Regions from separate parts of the Homo sapiens genome. Here regions 2 and 3 are each linked to region 1. A link is a loop called in an ENCODE intact Hi-C map of the cell type or tissue named here. Cell type or tissue: GM12878. All regions are shown on one strand.

What was found. A loop is a pair of places that touch in the nucleus more often than their neighbours do. Peaks named below come from ENCODE experiments on the same cell type or tissue, not always from the same donor. Only the 100,000 strongest peaks of a DNase experiment are listed, where the experiment ranks them.
Region 2: it touches region 1 in a loop (1.9-fold over the local background); 3 of 110 quality-filtered maps call a loop at or near these places.
Region 3: a loop joins it to region 1, with 2.1 times the contacts of the local background. A loop is called at or near these places in 3 of 110 quality-filtered maps.

What each region holds. Positions count from the first base shown.
Region 1 is chr2:170,095,564-170,103,563 of GRCh38, reverse strand. No RefSeq gene overlaps it. Among named protein-coding and RNA genes, the nearest start is that of MYO3B, 79 kb to the left of the region's middle. In GM12878, no CTCF peak of the experiment used is centred here; a DNase peak (open chromatin) is centred at 4,452.
Region 2 is chr2:170,151,151-170,159,150 of GRCh38, reverse strand. No RefSeq gene overlaps it. Among named protein-coding and RNA genes, the nearest start is that of MYO3B, 23 kb to the left of the region's middle. RefSeq lists a silencer at 3,578-3,627. In GM12878, no CTCF peak of the experiment used is centred here; no DNase peak of the experiment used is centred here.
Region 3 is chr2:170,210,804-170,218,803 of GRCh38, reverse strand. MYO3B (myosin IIIB) reads right to left here. Exons shown (of 35, transcript NM_138995.5): 4 at 4,321-4,425; 5 at 3,976-4,075; 6 at 1,409-1,485. Among named protein-coding and RNA genes, the nearest start is that of MYO3B, 37 kb to the right of the region's middle. RefSeq lists enhancers at 3,308-3,999, 4,000-4,691. In GM12878, no CTCF peak of the experiment used is centred here; DNase peaks (open chromatin) are centred at 4,043 and 5,823; H3K4me3 peaks cover 1,395 bases; H3K27ac peaks cover 2,630 bases.

The sequences.
Region 1 (8,000 bases):
TACTAATTCTATACAATGTCTTTCAGAAAACATCTCATTTTATGAGGCCAGCACTACCCTGATACTAAAACTTGACAAAGACAATACAAGGAAACTATAGACCAATATCCTTCATCAACATAGACGCAAAATTCCTCAATGAAATGTTAGTTAATTGAATGCATTATAAATAAATAATAATAGTACACTAACATCAACTAGGATTTATCCTAGGAATATAAGACTGATTTCAATAATAAATGCACTATTCACAATAGCAAAGACATGGAATCAACACAAATGCTCATCAATGATAGACTGGATAAAGAAAATGTGGTACATATACACCATGAAATACTATGCAGCCATAAAAAGGAATGAGATCATGTTCTTTGTGGGGACATAGATGGAGCCAGAAGCCATTATCCTCAGGAACAGAAAACCAAACACCACATATTCTCAGTTATAAGTGGGAGCTGAACAATGAGAACACATGGACACAGGGAGGGGAACAACACACACTGTGGCCTGTCAGGGGCTGGGGGGAGGGAGAGCATCAGGATAAATAGCTAATGCACGTGAGGCTTAATACCTAGGTGATGGGTTGATAGGTGCAGCAAACAACGATGGCAAACGTTTACCTATGTAACAAACCTGCATGTACTGCGTGTGTATCCTGGAACTTAAAATGTAAAACAACAAAAAAGCAATCCTTTTATAACTTCCATGGGGAGGGGGAGAAGTCAATAAATGTAATCTACCCTATACATGGTGTAAAGATTGTACCAATTGTCACAAAAAAAGAATTTGACAAATTCAACATCTCTTCATAACTGAAACTAGCAGCAAACTAAAAAATAGAAGTAAACTTCCTTAACCTGTGAAAGGACAACTAAAAAAAAAATACGGCTAACATTATACTTAGTGGTTAAAGACTGGGTAATTTTTTCTGAAGATTAGGACCAAGGGAAGGATCTGCTGTTATCTCTCTTATCCCTGACTGCATATCCTAATCAGTGCAATAAGGCAAGAAAAAGTAATAAAAGTCATACAAATTAGAAAGGAAAAAAAACTGTTTCTATTCACAGATGACATAATTATCCACATGGAAGATCCTAAAAAAGCTACCACAAAAAAAAAAAGAAAAAACATCTCCTAGAACTGATAAGTGAGTTTGATAAGGTCACAACATATCAGGCCAACACACAAAAATCACTGGATTTTTAAATACTAGCAATAAACCGTTGGAAATGAAGATTTTTTTTAAGAAAACACTATTTATAAAATGAAATCTCAAATATAGGTCTAATATTCAACTTTAGATTTTTTAAAATTTCTATAGTACTAAGGCATTTAAAAATTCTAAACAAAAGTTCAAAACCAGGCAAAGCTAAGCTATGGTGTTGGAAGACAGTAATTGCGCCTGGAAAGGAAAAAGGATGTAGCATCTGGGTGAGGTCATGGAGGGCCTCTGGCATCTCTGCTGTGTTCTATATACACAGGAGATGGGTGAGAGAATATTCTCTGCAGTGTTTTTTGTTATTCAGCACAGAAGGAAAAGACATATTTTTTTTTTGAGTAGTAGATACATGCTGAGGAAACTCTGCGGCTGTCAGATGTGCACATGGTAACAGAGATAATTGTTCAAAAACATGACGCTGGGTGAAAAAAGAAAAAGGAATAAGATCTATAGCCCAAGCCATATGGCCCAAGATCTATAGCCCAAGACTTGGTGATGATATGTTTACTTTGTGATAACTCACTAAAGTAAACAATTAGGAATTATGTACTTTTCTGAAAATTTGTTCCACACCAAAAAATTTAATAATAATAAACATAAAAAGAAAATAGAGTGCTATTATGTCTTGAAACATTTGTAAACTGCATTTTGAAATTGCAGTTTGCATTTGGCATTAACCAGTTGAACACTAGCAGAATGACCTGAAACATGTGTTGATTTAACTGTATCTAATTAACAGTCATTTACAAATATCTTTAGATCTCTATAAGTCTTCTTGTTTTATAAAATTTGCATCAGCTTCACCCATATTTTACTCACCACTGTTACCTATCACTGACAGTAACTATTGACACTATGACTACACTAGTGGTCCTTAAAAACATGGAGTATACTTTTATTTAGGGAGTGCTGGTCTTAGGGTGAGAGAGCTAGGATAATCATCCCCTATTTGCACAAGGTATGTCTATGGTTTGGTTTTGTTCTTTTCCCCAGTGTCCCCAGTTCTTCTCTTCCTGTCCTCCTCTTGCCCCCAAACATAAGTTCCTAGAGAATGTTCCTGAAACTATGCTTGGATGTCGATTGTATTCTTTAAACTTATATAGAGTTTTTTTAATGTGTATACATTTTAGTATACATAAATGGCTTGGGCTATAGATCTTATTCCTTTTTCTTTTTTCACCCAGCGTCATGTTTTTGAACAATTATCTCTGTTACCATGTGCGCATCTGACAGCCGCAGAGTTTCCTCAGCATGTATCTACCACTCAAAAAAAAATATGTCTCTTCCTTTTGTGCTGAATAACAAAAAACACTGCGGAGAATATTCTCTCACCCATCTCCTGTGTAAAAAAAAGTATCTCTGGAATATATATCTAGGATTGGGATAGCTGGGTCATAAAGTATTCATATTTATCTTTGCCAAGTACTGCCAGCAAGGAAATCCTAATGCTTTCTAGAATAGTATGTCATTATGCTTTTAGCCTGTATTTCCCTGTTAGTGAGGATGAGCATTTCTTTCATCCACATAATAATAATACAGATTTCTGGTTATGTGAATTATTTATATTATTTTCTCATTTTGCTACCAGGTTTCCAGGTACTTTTAACTAATTTAAATAAGTCACCCCAAAAGGACAAACTAATAAACAATTGATAAATTTGATACCAAAACTAAACATTTCTCCCCCAGGAACAACACTATAGGCAAAATTCAAATAAAACAGATAACCCGGTGAGGAAGATATTTGCAGTAACCAACATCAGGTAGGGGAGGAGGTCCTGTTCTACCTTATTTAATCTTCCCAGTGACCCCAGAAATCAGTGCCATTATAATCCTCATTTTCTAGACAAGAAAACTGAGACCAGAGAGGCTAAATCACTTACCTAAGATCAAAGACCTACTTTGAAGATGGACAACAGATTTACTCGCAGATTTATCTGATCTAAAAGTCTATGCCCATATACACCTACTATGTACCCACAAAAATTTTCTTAAATGAGAATAAAGTTGTATGATTAAAAAAAAGTCTATGCTCATAACAATTGCCTCCATTTCCTTCTAGCAGATTGAGAACATCCATCCTCCACTTCCCACCTTCTATTGTATCTTTTGTTTCCTTTCCCCTTCATCAAAGTCTGTATTTCTCAATAATATCAATGTCTCTAATGCTGGGACATTTATAGTTTTTACTCTGCTAGCCATCTGTGGTTCATACTGTAATTGTATCATTACTTAGTTTTTTATTTTACAGGTAAATTAATGTTTCACCAACTATAATATCACCTCCTTGAGTACCCGGACTTTTGACTTCTTTGTATTGCTGGAAACAACCGACATAGGGCCTTAAACATGAGGCCCTCAATAAATACACATTGCTTTAAAACAAATAAATACATAAAACACTTCTATATCCCTCTATCCCACTTCCTGCCATCAATTTCCACAGAAAACAGAAATGCTTGATAGTTCTTTTAGGTACACTGCCTGTTTGCATTTGATCTTTGTCGTATTCATGGCTAATTTAAACAGTTACAGCTGAAAGATCTGAAAGAGTTAGCGCCATGTTGGGTCAGACCATTCACTGATTGAATCATCTGAGGCAGTTATTTCTGTTACTGTTGTAGTTTTCTTATTGGTGAAATGTAGAAGATTGTATGCCTTGGAGGTTTTTTGGACGGAATAACATAAGAACATAGAACTTAAGTAAATACAGTCTATGGGCGAGTAAATAAAAATAAAAGTTCACCTGGTTTTCTTTTTTTTTTTTGTTGAGACGGAGTTTCGCTCTTGTTACCCAGGCTGGGGTGCAGTGGCACGATCTCTGCTAACTGCAACCTCTGCCTCCCGGGTTCAAGTGATTCTCCTGCCTCAGCCTCCCATTACAGACATGCACCATCACGCCCGGCTAATATTGTATTTCTAGTAGAGATGGGGTTTCTCCATGTTGGTCAGGCTGGTCTCGAACTCCCAACCTCAGGTGATCCAACTGCCTGGGACTCCCAAAGTTCTGGGATTACAGGCGTGAACCACCTCGCCAAGCCCATCTGGTCATTGTTCAGTCCCCTGACTAATGAATCTCTGACCTATAAATCTTTATGTGTGGCCATATGTAGGTACATTTTTTTCCTACTGTATATCTATCTTTCTTTCCAAATGATGACATAAGTATAGCGGTGGGGGCCAGAGTAGTATTAGAATTGGAAGTAAGCCAGTGAAATCTAGAAACAAGCAGAACTGAAACCAAGAAAAATAAACCTTCAAGGCTGATGGTTAAACACAATTAGAGGATATTGAGAAAGGCCTCAAATATGCTGTCAACGAGCAGGTCAAAAACAAAGAGAGATGGAATGGACAGAACTACCTGTCTTTTTTTTTCTTTTTTAGCTTTTTATTTTGAAATAATTATAGATTTGCAGAAGTTTGCAAACAAAGACAGTACAGAGAGGTCCCAATATCCTTCACCCAATGTTTACATCATACATAATCATAGTACAATATAAAAACTAGGAAACTGATATGGGTAGTGTGAACAGTTCTATGTCATTTTATCACATGGGGTTCTGTGTAACCATTCATTACTGCAGTCAAACAAGATTCTTTCAGTCGCCACAAAGATCTCCCTCTTGCTACCATTTATAGTACAGAGTTTGCTTTTAAGGAGGATAACAGTAAGTAGAGGGCAAGTTCAAAGCCCAGTCTAGGAGCACATACAGAGAGTAGTGGGTGTGGGGAAAGTCAGTGGAGGAAGGTTGTTCCTGAACTGTCTCTAAACCAGACTCTCCAGTGTGTCAGGAACTTTGGGGATCTCTCACTGTTATATATTATAATTATATATTATTATATATAATACATATAATTATATATTATATGTTATCATAGAAAATTACAGAGAAAGTAATTTCTTTGAAGCAACTGTTCCTTTAAATAACTAAGAACATTAAGGAGAAATTGCTTGACTATAATACCCATTCCAGGCAAGCAACCAATCTGTGTAGATCTGGGTCTCCAAGATGATGGGATCATCTCTACATAATCATCTACCGTAGATCTCTCCTTTGGAAAAACTAAAGTGAGGGGCACTGATCTGAAGTATTGTAAAGGTCACTGAAAGACTCATAAACTTAAAAAACCCAAATGTCATATAAGAAAAGAGAAGCCTAGAGGTAAATTTACATAATTATGATTCTCTTAAAGTATCCATATAATATAACTAGTTTGGATAACTTAGAAAATTTAACGGCAAATGGCTGGCAAAAGAACTATAATCTATTTTTTAAAGGAAACTAGCTAGAGTATATGGGCCAATATTAACAATGAAATAAAATCAAAAGAAAATATTTGACCTCAGACAGGAATTCTCAAATATTTTAGGCCAAAAACCTTTCATTTTATTTCATCTAAATTTTCTTATTAACCTTTGGTACTTGCTTATATATATTTTACTTACAATTGTTATATTCCTTTGAGACAAAATATTTTACTTAACTTTGACCTTTGCTTCTTTATATCTAACTAAAGCCTGTAATCCCTGGAGTTTTTATTTTAATGATTAGTTTTCCTTAGAACACTTTAAGAGAAGAAATACAAAGTGATTTAATATACATTTTAAAAATCATATTTATTAAAAATTTGTTGCAGAGAAAAACATTTATTTTAGTAAAAAAGTTTAATTACATAGAAAACAAAATGTGAATATATAATAAGGGAAAAGGGATTAGATAATAACAATAAACACTTCCAATTGGAAAATTAGAAAATTAGTCTGGGTGTGGTAGCTTACACCTGTAATCCCAGCACTTTGGGAGGCCAAGGTGGGCTGATCACTTGAGGCCAGGAGTTTGAGACCAGCCTGGCCAACTTGGTGAAATCCTGTCTCTACTAAAAATACAAAAATTGGCTGGGTGTGATGGTATGCACGTGTAATCCCAGCTACTCGGGAGGCTGAGGCAGGAGAATCACTTGAACCTGGGAGGTGGAGGTTGCAGTGAGCTGAGATTGTGCCACTGCACTCCAGCCTGTGTAACAGAGCAAGAGCAAGACTGTCTCAAAAAAAAAGAAAGAAAGAAAGAAAGAAAATTAAACACAGCAGTCACTGATTCATAGCAATTTTGAAATGTGGCTGGGAAGATACTCTGAAGTCCCTCTAGAGGTGGGTATGTAATATTTCTCGATTAGGTCCAGATTCTGCTCCTTGGGAAGAGCTCCTTTGTCCATTGTTCTTAGTAGCTTGTGGCTCCAGGCTCTGGGAATATATTCCCTTCCCATTATACTCTTGGTCTGCATCTGGAGTGGGCATTTGAGAATATGCCTCCTTGAGAGTTGTGCAGTTCTCTCAGCTTCTTTCCCATATATGGCTGGTAGTACAAAGTCATTTCAAGTCCCAAAGAGTCACAGACTTTTAATATCTACATTTATGGTTTAACAACACAACCCTCCTAAAAACATACACTTTTTATATATTGGAGTCCAATCAGTTCCATGTTTCAAAAGCTACATCAACAGCTCCTTTCTAGACATTCTCCTTAGATTTGCTCTATTCATTGCTTTCTAGTTTCCATGACTCTCTTTCAACTTATTTTCAGATAAATTGAATTTATCAGGACTTCAGTGAGACAGTCACACTTTTAGTCTCTTTTCCTTAAACCATTTTGTCTAATTGAAAGGATGTACTGCTACGCACCCTTAGTTGGACCTTGATTCTGAGACAAACACTTTCACAGAAGCTTTTCAGAGGTTTTAACTATGGTGTCAAGACCATAATCTCATTTAATCTTTGCCACAAGGCTGAGTTTAATCTTTGTTGCTCAAAGCTCTCTCAGGTTTATCTGTTAGTGGTTATGGTTAAGAGCAGTTGTGTTTTCCAACTCTTAAATCCCCCAAATTTCTAGACTATATTATTTTTTATTTCTGCTACCAAATGGCCATTTACATATATATGAGTTTATCTCTTCCACGTAATACCCTGTGTAATGCAAACACTGCCAGGCAACACATTCTGTTTTCCAGTTCTTTCCCTTATAGTCACAAATTCATTCGGTGTGTTATTATCTTATAATTTACTGCACACAACAGCTCAACAAATACTTTGCTCCTGGATAACATGGATCTCCCTTTCATCCTTCATTATCACCTACCATCAACTTTTAAATCATTAATACATATATTAATAACTTTTTGCTACAAAAGCATCCTGTTCCTCCTAGCAATTTCTATCAATATGCATAATCCAAGTTACGTTTCAACAACTCCAAGAATCTCATCACGTTAAAACACTGGGTTTACTTTTGCTCATGTTTATTTTGCTCATCCAGCCAGATTGGCTTGTTCTCAAACTGAGACCTAGGCTGACAACTGGAACATCGCAAATTGTCATTACAGTGGGAAAAAGAACAGAATGATCACTCACTGGCTTTGAAAAATTCCGCAGGTAGCACATATCACTTCCAGTCACATGACATTAGCCAAAGCAAGTTATGTGGCTATACACAATTTCAAGGGGTAGGGAATTATAATCCTAGCATGGACCCGAAAAGGAACTAGAAATATTTGGTGGGCGACATTAATGACCATGACATCCTCCAGTATCTTTATTGTTTTGCTTTTTGTACTTAGGGCTACCATCTAACTGGAACAGATTTTTGTATGGTGTGATGAGATCCAATATAGATTGTATCATGTATTGAAAAGCTCATCCTCTTTCCACTGCTGTGCAGTACTTCCCTTGTTATAAATCAGTGTTCATATATGCACAGCTCTCTTTCTGGGCTCTTGACTCTTTTCC
Region 2 (8,000 bases), 56 kb before region 1:
AATGTCTTTAAGCCACTGGAGGTGTGGAACCCAGAGCCTGGACATGAGTTCATGGCTAGACAATTTGGATTTGGGGATGGAGAGAAGGCAGAGCTTGAAATAATCAGGAAAACAGCAATGTGACTGCCACTGTGCTGGGCTCTTCGCATGCTTTATTTTATATAATTCTCACAACAACCCAACAAGGCCATTTAAAGATGAGAAAACTGGCTTAGGAAGGATGAGTAAGAGGCAGCTTTTCCAGCCTGGGTCTGCCTAACTCTGAAGGCCTCAATCCTCACAGCTCATTGCCTCCCCAGCTGGTGTTATGAGAGGTGAGATCACCAAGAGATCGCCAGAGACTATCAGGGTTGGGGAAGATGGATGGAGACTGAATGGGAAAAGAGACCGAGAGGGATTATGGGAGTTTCTTTCCCTCCCCAGCCTCTCGTAGTCATGGATGCCGTCTGCAAACTGTGGGTATAAGCTGGCAAACAGTGGTTTTTTTTTTAAAACACCCAAATGTCAAAAGAGGAGTTTGGCAAAGTGGCTTTGTGCATATCATCTACACCACATGGGGAATCTCCAGTCAACTCCAGATGAGGAGCTGTCTCACCTCCACCACCCAGGAAAAGCCCAGACCTGTGCCCCAGACAGCCACCTGGGGTCTGCTTTCTCTCTCTCCTGCCAATCCTATTTCCAAGGGTGGACCGGATCCCTGGTGGTCCTCTCTTTAAAGGACTTGACTCAACACAGCATTGTTCTGCACCTAAAATCTGCATCCCACCCTCCCAGAGATGTGCTCCCAGCCTGCCCCCTTCAATACGAACACAGGCCTAGAATTGGAGTAGAATTTTCCAATCCCTCTTGGTCTGGGTGTTCTGACCTGCTGGTCATTGAGCTTTTCCTGAGAAGGAGCCACCACTTCTTGTCCCAGGGTTTCCTTGCCTCCTGCAGCCCAGTAAGCCTCCATGCTTATATTCCCTGCCTATCTTGCAGGCTATTTTAATTCCTTCTGGAAAATATTTCTGATGGAGTGGTTAGTGGAGATCCTAGCCAAGGAAGGCAGAGTTTCAAAGAAAGAGTGGTCGATAGTATTAAAGTCTACAAGACAACCGAGGACCGTGAAAAGGCCATTTGAGTTAAGCTGGTAAAGGCTAATGGTGGCTTTCAAATATGCAAAGGAGGCAGAAGCCACATTGTAAGGGTTACAGAGGATCTGTAAACCACTTTCCCCTCAAAACTTGTCAACAACAAGAAGCGAAAAATAAGATGATGGAGAATGGGCCCCAAGTGAAAGTTTTCCTTAAGTTATTAAAAATCCAGGGGTTATTTTCCAGCAGAGGATAAAGAAACAGAATATAGAACCAAAGTCTAAGGTGTAACAAAATTTCCCCCTTGTTGTTGAAATATTTATATCTATTTGTCATCATGGATTAACTTTATTTTCCAAAAGTTTTAATGAGCAAGTAAAGTATATATGAATATAGGTATCTTTTCACTTGACTTTTGAAAATGATGCCCATAAAAGTTAATGTATGCAAATCATTTAAAAATTATAAGCCTTGTATGACTCTCTGACCTCCTTTGATTAAATTCGACTGGCATAAAAACAAGTAATTGAAGTATTAAGAATCAATTAACAGTGAGCTGGCTGATTGTCATTACACCTTTAATTAGCAGTATTGGTTTCAGTATCACAGTGCTATGGTTAGCAGCTATAAATGAATGGATTGAGCAGCCACCAGCTGACATTTTGAGAACCTTGATACATCATCACTTTTTCCTGCTACTAATTAAGATTTATATCTTCCACTGTATTAATACTGCAAAGGCCTTTGTGATGGAGGCAGGATTTTTCCACTGCCTTTGTTTCTGTGGGTCTCATCGATTACAGTGTACATTGCCTGGGATCACAGACTTGTAAACACCATCCCAGTGACTCAGTTCAAACAGGGTCTTCTGCTGATTCATTCAACAAACACTTACTAAAGAACGACCACATGCAAATCACTGTGCTAAATGTTAGGGCAAAGGAGGAGGAAGAGAGGAATCCAATGATGAGGGAATATAGGTATTCCCTCTATATTTAAGAAGCTCATAGTTTCAGGAGGAGATACACATAGTACTTCACTGTGATACAGTAGGATGTGAATTATAATAGGATAGAAATAATGTGAATGGGAGCACAGAAGACAGAGAAGTTAGTTCCAACTTCCAACAAGTTACTTTTTTTGTTTATTGCCACAAAGATTCAAGGGCTCACTCTCAGTCCATACAACTGGGAAGGAGAATTTTATCAGGTCATTCCATGAGCAGTCCATGGACATTTATGAAAAAGGCGACTCACCCATCTCCAGGCCATGATTCCCACTCACTGCTGAGATGGGCACTGCCTGTCTACAGCTCAGGCTCGGCTTTCCATTCTCTTGTCAGAGGGTCAGTGCTTGTGCCTCTCAGGGCATAATTTCTCTCTTCTTCCCAAAGCAACTCAATGCCAACAGTTAGAATGAACTCAACGCTCATTTAATTATGTGGGTTCTCCTATGATTAGATAAACATGCATAAGAATGACTTTGAAAGCATTTTTATAAGCTCCTTTCCAGGCCATGCTCTAAGAGATTTTATTTAAACTGATACTCTAGGTTATTTTGATGCTAGAGGTCTCCAGACCACATTTTGAGAACCAGCACTCTAGCTTTACAGCTAAGGAAGCTGAAACCAGACAGGTAAATTATCCTAGTACCTAGTTAGTATATAATAACAGCAAACGTTTATATAGCACTTACAATGAGCTAGGTATGGTTCCAGACGTTTTACACATGCAGTAGGAATTCATTTAATCTTCACAACAACTCTATAAGGTAGATATGCTTATCATCTCGTTTTATAGATAAGGAAACTGATGCACAAAGAGGTGAACTAAGTTGCTCATGGTCAACAATAAGAAAATATCAGACTTGCCCCTTGAATCCAGACTGCCTGAATCAAGAGTCCACCATCACCACTATCTCAGAGGGGCAAATGTGGGTCTGAACCCAGGTCGTCGGATGTCCATAATGGGTGCTCTCTATCACACGTGCTGCTTTGAAGGCTGTGAGTCTCAAATAAAAAGCTGGAGTTCTGCTGTTGGCCACCGAGAGACCCAGTGATTTTTCTTTCCAGGAAGAGCTGGCTTGTTTCTGAGACTTTTCCGTACCACTTCTTTGCCTCTGCAAAATTCTGTACTTTTCTTTGCTTAGGGCATCTTGAGAACCAGAGCAGCTCAACTTCAGAACTATAGTTAAGCTAAGCTTTAACTGACACATTCTTTGAGCAATTAAACTGACGCATTCTGTTAGCAATTCCAGAGGAGGACAGGAATTTAAGTGTGTGCTGAAGATTAGAACGCCTGAAATTATACTTCCAACTTTGCCTCATTGTTAAACTTTTCTTTTTTTTTTCTGCTTGAACTGACTGAGAGACCCAACTTCTCATGGAAAAGCTTGGGAAAGTCAGAAGTTCCAGTCATTAAGAAGAAAGTGTGGAAAGTCTGGTTGACAGAAACAAGCTCAAAAGCAGAAGTGTCTGACTACAAATTCAAGTGCACTTGTCTGCATGAGAGAATAACCTTCATGAGACATTTCTCTTTATGACTCTGCTGTTTCGAATCTCTGGCTGGCTGTAACAATAATTAAGCAAAGTTTTTTATTTCTGAGTCCCTTCATTTAAAAAAAAAAAACAATGAAAAAAACTCTCCATGGTCCCTTTAGTGAGCTCTTCCTTGCTGCTTTGTTACTTGGTACTGATAGCTAAAGGTTCTTATTCCAGCTGGTTCTGCAGCTCTGACTCAACTGCCAACTTCCTGACTTTCAGAAATCTCATTTCCAGATCCCTGCTGTTTTTCTGCGTGATGCTGATTGCTGGCTCTGGTTCCCAGGAGGCGCCCAAGATCGGATTAACTGCCAGCTTCCTGATGCACAGCCTTGTTATCAGCGCCTATATCCTTGTTCAGCAAAGTGCCTCTCCACCAACTTAATGTTCTTTTCACCACCCCATTTCTGCACGATGTAGTCACAGTAAGACACAGAGTGTGCAGTCCCGATCCCAGTGCTACATAATAAAGATCCAGAGCTCACTTTTGTTGCACTCATGTTCTCGCCAACTGCTGGTCACTAGACTATCAGGAACAATAAGCGCAATTTTGGAAAGGGTGATGCCTTGGGATTTTATTGCTGCACTACACTAGGACAAGGAAAGCAATTGTACTGTGCAGTGTTGCCCAGCATTTGAGAACTCTTTGTTGTTTTTGCCACATTCAAGGCTTTTTGTAGGTATCCTTTATCAGGTTTAAGAATTACAGATTACAGGCATGAGCCACAGCTAGGCACAATGGCTCATGCCTGTAATCCCAGCACTTTGGGAGGCTGAGGCAGGAAACTTGCTTGAGCCCAGGAGTGCAAGACCTCCCTGGTCAACATGGCAAGGCCTCATCTCTATAAAAAATTTCTTAAAAAATTAGTTGCTGGGCATTGTGGCATACACCTATGGTTCCAGCTACTTGGGAGGTGGAGGTAAAAGGATTGGTTGAGCCCAGGAGGTCAAGACTGCAGTGAGCCATGTTTATGCCACTGCACTCTAGCCTGGGCAACAGAGCAAGACCCTGTCTCAAAAATAATTAAATAATAATAATTTCCCTTCTATTCCTAGTTCGCTGTTTTTTTTTCATGAGTGAATGTTGAATTTTTTAAATGCTTTCTCTGCATCAATTGATATAATCATGTGCTTTTTCTTTTGACTATTAATAGGGTGACTTGCATTGATTGATTTTCACAGACTGAACTATTTTTGCATTCTCAGGATAAACTCCACTTGGTTGTGGCGTAGTATTCTTTTTTTATATTGCTGGATTGTTGTGCTAATAATTTGTTGGGGGGTTTTGTGTCTATGGTCATGAGGATATTGACCTGCAGTTTCCTTGTCTTGTTACTGCCTTCGTCTAGTTTTGCTTTCAGTGTAATGCTAGCCTCATAAAATGAGTTGGGAAGTATTTCTTTCTCTTCTATTTCCTGAAAGAAATTGTTGAGGATTGATTTCTTTTTTAAATATTTGATAGACTTACTGAAACTCTAGTTTTTAAAGATTTTTTATTATGGATTCAATTACTTTTGATAATTATAAGATCATTCAGATTATCTATTTTGTCTTGGGTTAGTTTTGGTAACTTCTGGTTTTCTGAGGACCTAGTCTGTTTCATCTACATTGACAAATGTATGTGAATAAGAAACTTATGCTTCAGTCCTGCAGCCACAAGGAAATAAATTCTGCCAACAACCTGAGGAAGTTTGGAATCAGATTCTGCACTTCCCCCCACCATCATCCACCCCCAAGCTTCTGATGAGGCCACAGCTTCATCCAAGACCCTGAGGGTTAAAACTTGGTGAGGCCCTGAAGTAAAGTAACCAACTAAGCCATACCCAGGCTTCTGACCCCTGAGATAATAAATATGTGTTGTTTTAAGCCACTACTTGTAGTAATCTGTTACACAGCATTTAAGCCACTACCTGTAGTAATCTGTAGCATAGCATTTAAACCACTACTTACAGGAATCTGTTACATAGCATTTAAGCCTCTACCTGTAGTAATCTGTTACTTAGCATTTAAACCACTACTTGTAGTAATCTGTTACGCAGCATTTAAGCCACTATCTGTAGTAACCTGTTACATAGCATTTAAACCACTACTTGTAGTAATCGGTTACACAGCATAAAAAAAAAAAAAATTGACACAGTGCAATCTTTTCCTGTCCTCTACCTGTATAACTATGATTGAAGTGAAATTTCTTGTAGACAGCATATAGTTGGTGTGTTTAGACCATTTACATTTAATATAATTATTGATCAGTTTGGATTTAGTTCTACCATCTTATTTGTTTTGTTTGTTTCTAAGTTGGATCCTTTTTAAAAATCTATTTGACCATCTCTGCTTTTAATTAGTATTAACTGGAATTACTTTCCTTTTCCCTGCCTTCTTTTGGGTTAAGCATTTTTTTATTATTCTATTTAATGTATTTGTTTTCTTACTATATCCCTGTATAGTTTTTTTTCAGTGCTTGCTGTAGTGATTACAACTTAAGCAATATTCCACTTGAAGCAGAAAAACACAAGCACACTATGAAACATTAAGTATGCGCTAATATTATGAAAGGAAAAAAGATATAGCGGAATGAAATGGAATGACATGGAATGGAAGAAAAAGGAGCCTGTGGCCTATTGTTTCGACTCAATCCAGAAATGTCAAAGTATCAAATGCTCAAAAATAAATTTTCTCTTGTAGTACTAGACTGATAAATATTAAATTCTTTCCTAGACCATGTATCTCAAGTAATTAGACTGGTTTTATGTCATTTGGGCCAGATATGATATAATTGAGAAATCTTTTTTTTTTAATTTTTATTTTCCCTTCCTGTCTAGACTCCCACACCCTGCTTAGAGGTGGAGCCTGTGTTCTGTTTTAGGAAGTCACCCCAGTCCACTGCTGGGAATCCCAGCCAAGCCATCTTTCATGGTTGGTTAGGCACTGTGTCTAGCAGACTGTACACACCCACCACTGGAAGTCCCTCCAAGAGAAAGAGTCAGGTTAAGATGGCAGTTCAGACCCTCAGTCTGGTAGGTACATTGGGGCAAGCGTGAACCAGCCTTGCAGCTCCACAGGGCCCTAAAGCAGATACCAGTCCATTCCCCATCATTTCTGTTCCACCAGTAGACCTCTCTACTCATCCTCTCTTCTTCACCTTCTGAGTAAGGCAGAGTGGTAGCCATGAGTGCCAGGCTTCTCTTCCCTCCCTGCATTAACTGTGTTCAACATTGTCCCAAGGATTTCCCCCTCAGCCACTGGGCCCTTAGCACTGTCCTCAATGGTAAAGTGGATTTCTTCAGATTCCAACATGGAATTTCCCCACACGGTCACCAAAACAGCAGAGGGTGGTGAGAGGTGACTGAACAGAGAGGCGCCATATGTGCAGCCAGGGAGGTAACTGCACAGTCTTCCTCCTCAGCCAGACACAGGCAGCACCTAGAGAGTGCCATTCGGAATTGCTTCAAAGTCCTGTAATGAAGATGACCTTTATAAAGTCCGTTTAAGATACACCTTAAAGGCAGAAGAGAGCTCAGAGAAACATGAGCATGTTCTCTCACTGTTCTGTGAGATGATTCTGACAACTCTGAGCCTATATGCTTAGGAAGGTTGTGTTCCAGTTACTCTTATATTGTTTCCTCCTTCCCATTGACTTACATATAAGTGACAAAAGGAATGAATTAATTACCTAAGTAAAATGAAGAATGTTTAATTTTCTTCCCCCAGGCCTATAAAAGTCAAAGAGGACATGTGTACAGTTGTAGTACAACATTTACAGAATCCAAGGGACACAAACAATTACTTAGTACTGCAAAGATTAAACCTCAGATGGCAAGATGGGGTTGCATGATCCTTCACAGACAGTCCCATCTGCCTGTCAATGGTTAGGCCATACACCCGGACTGGTGTGCCTCCCTCTCTCCCTTCCTTCCTCCATAAATACTTAACAATTCACTCCATACCTGGCACTATGTTAGGTACTGGGATATTTGTGACTCTGTAAGCATTAGACAACACTAATTATCCATCTGAAGCTGTTCTTTCTTTGCATAGGAACATGCTTGTAGCATATGTGGTTAGACTGATTTCTCAGCCTCTGTTGCAGTTCCATGTGGCTATATATCAACATTCTCCTCCATGGAAAGTGAGAAGTAATGTGTGCCATTTATGCCAAAGCTTTCAAGAAGTAGCTATGAGGGGATGGCGAAGCCCCAAGAGGGCAAGGAAGTAGGTCCCTGAATGTCTTTTGTGGAAAAAAGCCAGTCACTGATCAGGAACACCTGCCTTAACTATTATACACATACATTTCTTTTTTTTTTTTTTTTTTTTTTAAGTGCAAGTAATTTATTTGGGAAGTGATCCCAGGAAGCATCAGGAGAGGAGCAGGGAAGCTGACAAGGGCATGC
Region 3 (8,000 bases), 120 kb before region 1:
ATAATAATAATAATGGGAGAAGGAGGAGTAAAAACATAGTCTAGATCATCTGGATGACTATTTGTCACACAGTGTTCATATTATGTTTACTATTAAGTTGGCACCAAGCCAACACAGATGTAACAGTTGGAGATCAAAAGAGGTGCTGTTTGAACAAACAGATTATGCTAGCTGAAATGGAATAAAGTAGTAGGAGAACTGAGTAGCCGCATGGTACGTGGTTGTAGGTGTGCCAGACTGAAAATAACCCATACTATTGTGTCCTGAAACATAAGCACACTGCAAAGGACAATGGAGAGTCACAAAACAGTATCATTTGTCTCATAAAAGTAGAGCTGCTTACTTGAATGTTACTGGCATTGTATAATAGCTTTTTTTCATAATACATTTTTTTCCTTTTGGTTTTATACTTCTGCAAATAAAAATGACAAAGAGTTTATATCTAGTTTTATGTTTTGTAAAACCTATTTAAGAAATATTTAAGATTTAGGTAAACACTGGAAATTGCAGCATTTTTCTTTTTCTTTAAAATGGGCCTATCCATTACCCAGTATGAAAGAAAGAGCCATAGATGATGGGAGGCGGGGGAGGTCACTGAAGAAATTTAAGCAGAGATTAGTGTGAACCACTTACTTTGTTAGGAGACCACTTTGGCAGTCACACAGAGGAAATACCATCATGCAGAGATGGAAAGACATCTAAGGAGGTGACCATCTGAGTCCTTTTATTAAAAGAACCCATTTGTTTAATCCAGAAAGCTGCTCTCAGGCAAAGGTCAGCATACTGTGGAATTAAATGACCTGAAAAACTAAACTGCACTGGTGTTTCAGAGCAAGACTCATCTAGCTGGAAGGTTCCCCAAACTTCTACATGCGTCATTTTCCAGAGAGTTCTGTGATGATGCCAAACCTAAATTAGGAATAAATCCCATGTTTCACTACAGAGAGCCGACAAAGTACACAAGATAAGTTGCTATGTATCTGGTAACAAAAAAACAACCAGGGCCACCGCATATAGTTCTGTAGGCCAGTTGGTGCTGAAATCTGGCTCTTCACAAAGCCATATACCTCTGGGGCTGCATGTATCCAGGGAAGTTGACTTTTTCTAATTTATACAAGGGCTGATGAATTTGCCAAGACATGGCCCTTGGAGGGGGCTGCATCTTCTGGAGGGACACTTTCTTCTAATTGCATGAAGGTGCCCTGTGGGATAGCTATAACTTAATCTTGCTTTTCTGAGGTTACATCTCACCAGCATCGCTGACCAAACTAGTACTCTTAAAGTTCAATGAGGATAATGGACTTTCTTCTCCCTAAAAATTCTGCAAAGCATATGACTTACCCATAAAAAGGCATAGTACCAAGGCATTCAACAAGTGCAAAGAAAGAACTAGGTATTTCCAGCTTACCTCAGGGGCCATCCAGAACGGGGTGCCAACAGATGTGTTTCTCCGCAGACGTGTACTGGTGAGTTGAGCTGAAACACCTATAAGGAAAGAGTATCAGAATTCAAAAGTGAGCAAAGTATGATGCTAGACCAGCAATCGGCAGACTTTTTCCACAAAGGCCAAATAAGTACTTTAGGCTTTGTGGGCCATATGGTCTCTGTCACAACTACTCAGTTCTGCTGCAATAGTACAAAAGCAGCCATAGTAAACACATAAATGAATGAATGTGGCTGCATTCCAATAAAACTTTATTTATAGATGCTGAAATTTGAATTTCATATAATTTTCACGTCACAGAATATTTTGGGTTTTTTTTTTCCAATCATTTAAAAATGTAAAAACCATTCCTAGCTCATAGGCCATATGAAAATAGGAGGTAGGTCATATTTGGCTCACTAGCTGTAGTTGCCAAACTACAACTCTGGAGCATTTATCACTCTATTTAAATCATTAGGATTTTTTTTTTTCCCTAATGGACATCCCTGTCTATATCACTGCAAAAATCAAAAGAAAAATATCAACAACTAGGATCAATCCAAAATATCATCCTATTATATTTCCAAATTATTTCACATGACTTCTTTCTTAATAAGGGGCTTCATTTTATGGAGAAAGAAGATCGGCTGCACTATCTGTAACAGAGCATCAGTGTAGACATAAAAAGATTTCAGTGCCTTATCTTGCCTAGAAGCCTGGAAACCTGGCAAGAAAGCTGTGTTTGTCAAATGGAAAAAGAAAATGACTAATAACATTATCTGGGGCTCAATGTTGGGGACCTGAATTCTAATGTAACTCCAATGTCCTTTAACCAACTGTCTTCTTCATATCACGAGAGCGTAAAGGTCCACAGGATTAAAAATCAATGTTTTCCATCCCAATTATGCTTTTTACTAATTATGTGATTGCTTCACCTTTGAGCCTCAGTTTTTTCATCTTTAAACTAGGGATAATCACAACAGTCACACCTAACACGGAGGGTTCTTCTTAAGACCAAATAGGAGAACAAATGTGAAAATGCTTTATAAATTGCAAAGCATTTTACACACATAAGGTATTCTTTTATACCACACAGAAGTCTCACATAGACCTTAAGAGAATGACAAGGGTTGCCACTAATGTCATTGATGACAAAAACTTAGAAACTGAACACTATGTGTTCTTAGCAAAGGACACACCTTTGAAACATGAGCATAGATTTGCCAAGGATCTGTGGGTTTATTGGGGGATGACTGCGGACATTCTCTTTATTAGAGAGCCAAGAAGCTCTTTAAAGTCTATTTGACCTAGATAATTTCCCATTTTACCAAGTCCTCCACCACAATTTTGGTAAAAACAACTATACCTTTCTGGTTTTAATTTCTAGACATTCCTTTTGCAGCCACTGAAAGTTCAGGAACCTTCTAATGGAAAGATTAGGAACATTTACTCTATGTCAAATCGCAAAGCTGCTGAGTGAATACATCAGTATCAATTCCCACCCCATCCTCATCCTTTCAGTCTGTTTCCCCTCACAACATATTTACAGTCCCCAGAATCACGTGCAAAAACAATTCAAATGTCATACACACAGCATATTATTGGAGTTATATCATTCCTTATAAAGAGGAGCATAAGACTTAAACAAAATGCTCCCTCTGCTATTTTTCTTTGCTTGTGTTTCAGTAAAAATAGACTAGTACGTCTAAACCAACCTCATTTATTTTTAAGTAATTTCTTCTGAGCAAGTGATAAACTGATACATGTTTACACTGAACTCTTTCTTAGCAATAAGACAATAAATATTCTTTTAAAAAAACACGTTTAAAGTGTTTCACTAAATGTTTTCTCATTATTTGTAACAATGACTCTGAAGTACTATTGCTGAACTCATTTAGAAGACTAAACCTTCAATAAACTTAAAAAAAAAACCAAATGGTTTGTTGTTTTGTGAATATCAACATATGATATTACAAGGGGATATTTAATAGTTCTCTGGCCTTAGGTGATATTGCCCTGCATTTCCTCTCACACTTCCATTTCCCGTTAATGTTTCCAGTTCAACCAGCCTCACATGTAGCAGCAGTAAACACAATTTAAAAGGATGTTAGCTCCCAGGCCCAGAGGACTATTTTACCTTCTGCTCCCTGGGAATAAGTATGCCTAAGGCTAGTGAAAGTCATTTGAAAGACCAAACTGCTTTCTCTTTTCATATGCAAAAGAAGAAATGACAAAATGTAAATTATAGACAATTGCCCTGAGATGTGAAATTCTTAGCAGAAAACCGAAAAGTTTTTCCATCAAGTTCTTCTTTTGAAACACTTTTATTTTCAATCTTTATAAAATTGCTTCTAAAGCTGAAACTAGATTAGCAAACAGCATCTCCTAGGGTGATCCATCTGGAGCCCCCACCCCCTCCAGCTTGTGTTTGACTGGAAAAGTCCCTCAGCCTATGGTGTAGCAGAGAAGCCCCAGTCTTCTGAGATTGCAATAAATTGTCCCCTTTGGCTAAACTGCACACGTCAAGAAAACAAACGACAAGCAGTCATTACCAAAGTCAACGAGCTTAACTCCTCCTTCTGTTGTCAGAAGAATGTTATTCCCCTTCACATCACGGTGGATGATTCGGTTGTTGTGCAAATGCTGAAGGCCCTGCATGGCATCCCACCACCACCAAACAACAGGAAAGAGAAAGGGGAAATTTACATGCTTATTTTAAAGCAATTACCCTACTATTGAAAAGTCTCATGAAAGTCTACATTTGGCTACACCTTCCTGCTGTTAGTAATCCTTGCATATCATAGGGCAGTTTCCCCATTGTTAATATGCAATAAGGACCCAAGCAATGAACAAACCATCCCATCTGCTGTCATACCCCATTTGATAGATGTTCTTACCAAGAGGGCCCCGTACAAGATGTATGAGATCATTGCTTCATCCAACCGCTGGCCACATCTGAGTAGACCTTTGACAAGCTCAGTGACTGAGCCCCCATTACACAGCTGCAAGAAGAGGTGCCAGACACAGGGAGAGCAGGAGACCACATGTGAAAAAGAAAAGAAAAAGAAATTAAGAAAAGCCGACTGATACTGATTCAATGTAGTAAATTTGCAGATTACAAAACTCCAGCTTGGAATACTCAGACTTCACATTTCCATTACCCAGTCTAATCTAATTCTTTGCGTATGTATTTTTTATTTGAGGTGATGATTTATGAGTGAAAGTGCATGTTCAAAATGCTAACTTTTTAATTGCCAAATATAAAATAAAAATAAAATATAAAGCACAATTAGAAATTTTTTACAAAGAATATTTTTGGAAAGAAAAAGCATATAAATAATAATGGCAACTTATTGGATATTTTTCACTTTATATGAATATTGTCTATGTTTTTAATGTGCATTTTGAGGATAAGGAAAAACCGGGAGAGGCAAGATGGATGCCCTTGATACCTGAGAGAGAATAAATTTCAGTGATTTCTCCAGTGCTAGCACGTATCAGAAGCCCAACCAGCAGTTCTTCCTAGAACTGCCATTGCAGATAAAGTTTATGGAGTGAAGTTGCATCATAAGTGCATTTATTAACTTTTTAATGTTCAATTTTAGGCTCTCAGCAACTTTATGCTCTTCTCTCTTTTTTGTCTGTAATTAAAAACACTAATTTTATTTTGCATATTTGTTCTTTGTCATATATTGTATCTTAACTGAAGTTTGAGCACATAAAGCAGTTATACTGAGAGAAGAGAGACAGACCCTCTCATATTGTTTTATATTGTTTTATACTCAGAAAAGAAAAGCAAAACAAAAGGCAGGTAGCCCGGTGCCTAGGAACCAGACCCGAAACCAGGCCTGGGCCTGCCTGACCTAAGCCTGGTAGTTAAAGATTGACCCCTGACCTAACCGGATATGTTATCTATAGATTCCAGATATTGTATAGAAAAGACACTGTGAAACTTCCCGGTCTGTTCTGTTTCACTCTGACCACCGGTGCATGCAGCCCCTGTCACGTACCCCCTGCTTGGTCAATCGATCACGACTCTCTCACGCGGACCCCCTTAGAGTTGTGAGCCCTTAAAAGGGACAGGAATTGCTCACTCAGAGAGCTCGGCTCTTGAGACAGGAGTCTTGCCCGATGCTCCCGGCGGAATAAACCACTTCCTTCTTTAACTCGGTGTCTGAGGAGTTTTGTCTGCGGCTTGTCCTGCTACAATACTTTTTCATCAACTTAAGGATTTCCAAAGATGACTCTTACTAATTGCAGAAGTCAACGTGCAGGTTTGGGTTTGCTACAAGCCATCCTAAGTCAAAGGTTCTTAACTGTTTTGAGCAGAGCATGGAAATACCCTGAAATTGTAGGCAGCATGCTGTATATGCATCTTGCAGTTTACTGGGGAGAAAATGCAGAGCTTTCACCAGATTCTAAAAGCTACTGAGATAGCCAAACGCCTAGGCAGATAAAAAGGGGGTCCCCAGAGAATCTCTGACCTGCCCCGCAAGTGTTTACATCAGATGCTTTGTGCAGATTAGGCAACAATTGTGCCCTAGGCTTGTATGGGCATCCCCACAGCAGACTGGAGCCAGACACGAGCACTGGGGGAAATGGGTGGAGCCACGGGGAATTCACGCCTTATGCAGGGAAGTAGCCTGCTCTCTTTAGCTCGTGTGGTGACCTGGGAATCAATCGGTGAGGTAGAGGGCCTGTTAGCAGGACTCCATCTCACTTTGCTGAGTTCTTTCTTTTTTTTCCTTTTCTCCCAATAAATTCCGCTCCTCACCCTTTTATGTGTCTACCAATCTAATCTTTCCTGGTCAAGTGACAAAAACCCCGTTTTGGTGGAACTAAGGAGAAAGTTCTGCAACATTTTTGGCATCCAGGCGTAGGGCTTAAGGAAAGGTGAGTGACATGCAAACCAAAAAGTCTTTTTCCTTTGGCTTCTAAGCCTTTTTGTCCTCCGACTTCTTCTGAGGGTAGAGAAATTATGCCCCCCCATATTAAAATGTCATTCCTGGAGGTCAGGAATGTCGGCTGGACGGGCAAACTGGTGGCTCCCCAGCTCCCAAGTTTCTCTCCCTGTTGGAGAAACTCACTGGCATAAAAATAAGAGATTCTTCCCCCAGACTTTTTTTTTTTTTTTTTTGAGAGGGAGTTTCACTGTTTTTGCCCAGGCTGGAGTGCAGTGGCGCCATCTTGGCTCACCACAAACTCCGCCCCCTGGGTCCAAGCGATTCTCCTGCCTCAGCCTCCAGAGTAGCTGGGATTACAGGTATGCGCCACCACACCCAGCTAATTTTGTATTTTTAGTAGAGACAGGGTTTCTCCATGTTGGTCAGGCTGGTCTTGAACTCCCGACCTCAGGTGATCTGCCAGCCTCGGCCTCCCAAGGTGCTGGGATTACAGGCCTGAGCCACAGAACCCAGCTGGCTTTTTTTTTTTTTTTTAAGAAAACATTTTACCAGGCCAGGACCCCAACTATCAGGGTTTATATTTTCTGTAAAGTTTTAATTATGAAAAAGGATTTGTGAGGTTGGTCTTAAGCTGTAGCCAATCTGGTGTGCTTTGCATGACTTCCTGTATGGCCAACAGCAAACTTTGCTGCAGGCCTCCATCTTGTTTTGTGTGCTTGGGATTGTGACCTGTAACCATGTGGCAATGCTTTTTGTTTTTCATTTCACAATGATGCCTAGGTTCAATCCTGGCTTAGGAAATGAGTACTTTCCAGTTAATATCTGTGTGACTTCTGCCATTTGCTGATTCTCTTCCCCACCATGAACAACGCTTAGCCTTTTTCTTACATCTTCCTTTCACTGGGTTACCTCTAAAGGTTCTAAATTTTGTAAGAATTGCTTACCCTTATCCCCTTCGAAAATACCGCATACGCTCACAGTGAAATAATAACCTTAAGTGAGGCTTGTTGGTTTCACCTGCGAGGTTAACGTTAGTAAAGTTTGAAAGCCAGAAATACTAGCTGCTTGGCATGGCTAAAATCGGGTAATAAGGGAGTTAAAAGGATTTTCTTAGAGAGTGCTCAGTTTAATTAAAAGTGGATGTCCAAGTTATGGTTTATTTAAAAGGCCTTTATGCTTTTTCCTCTTTGGGTATCTTGCTTTGCTGGAAAAAGGCTTTTCCTCAGTTGACTAAATTATTTTTCTCCATTTGGCTTGCCACTCTCAGTGCATGCATGGCAGGCCCTAAGATAACTCCTGGGGCCATGGGACTCCTTGGGAAAAACAGACAAGGCACCACTCCGTTTTGGGAAGAAACCTGTTTTTCTCATGGAACCCCAGGAATTAAAAGTGGATAGATCCCTCTCAAACTCTGATTTTGCCTCCCAGTCATGCCTGTTTATTAGGCCTTAAAAGCTGCATGTTTTCCTAGCCCTGTCTCTTAAAGGGCCCCACCCAGAGGCCAATAATCCAAATAGGAGATGGGCAAATGAAAATCTTATGGCTGCTGGTTTTCTTCTGCCTGTCTGTGTAGTTACATATGTGTTGTGTGTGTGATGTCTATAAAAAAGCTCTAATTAATTGGTCTAATGGAAGACAAGTGCTTGGATCAAATTTTTTTTAAAGGGAAGATT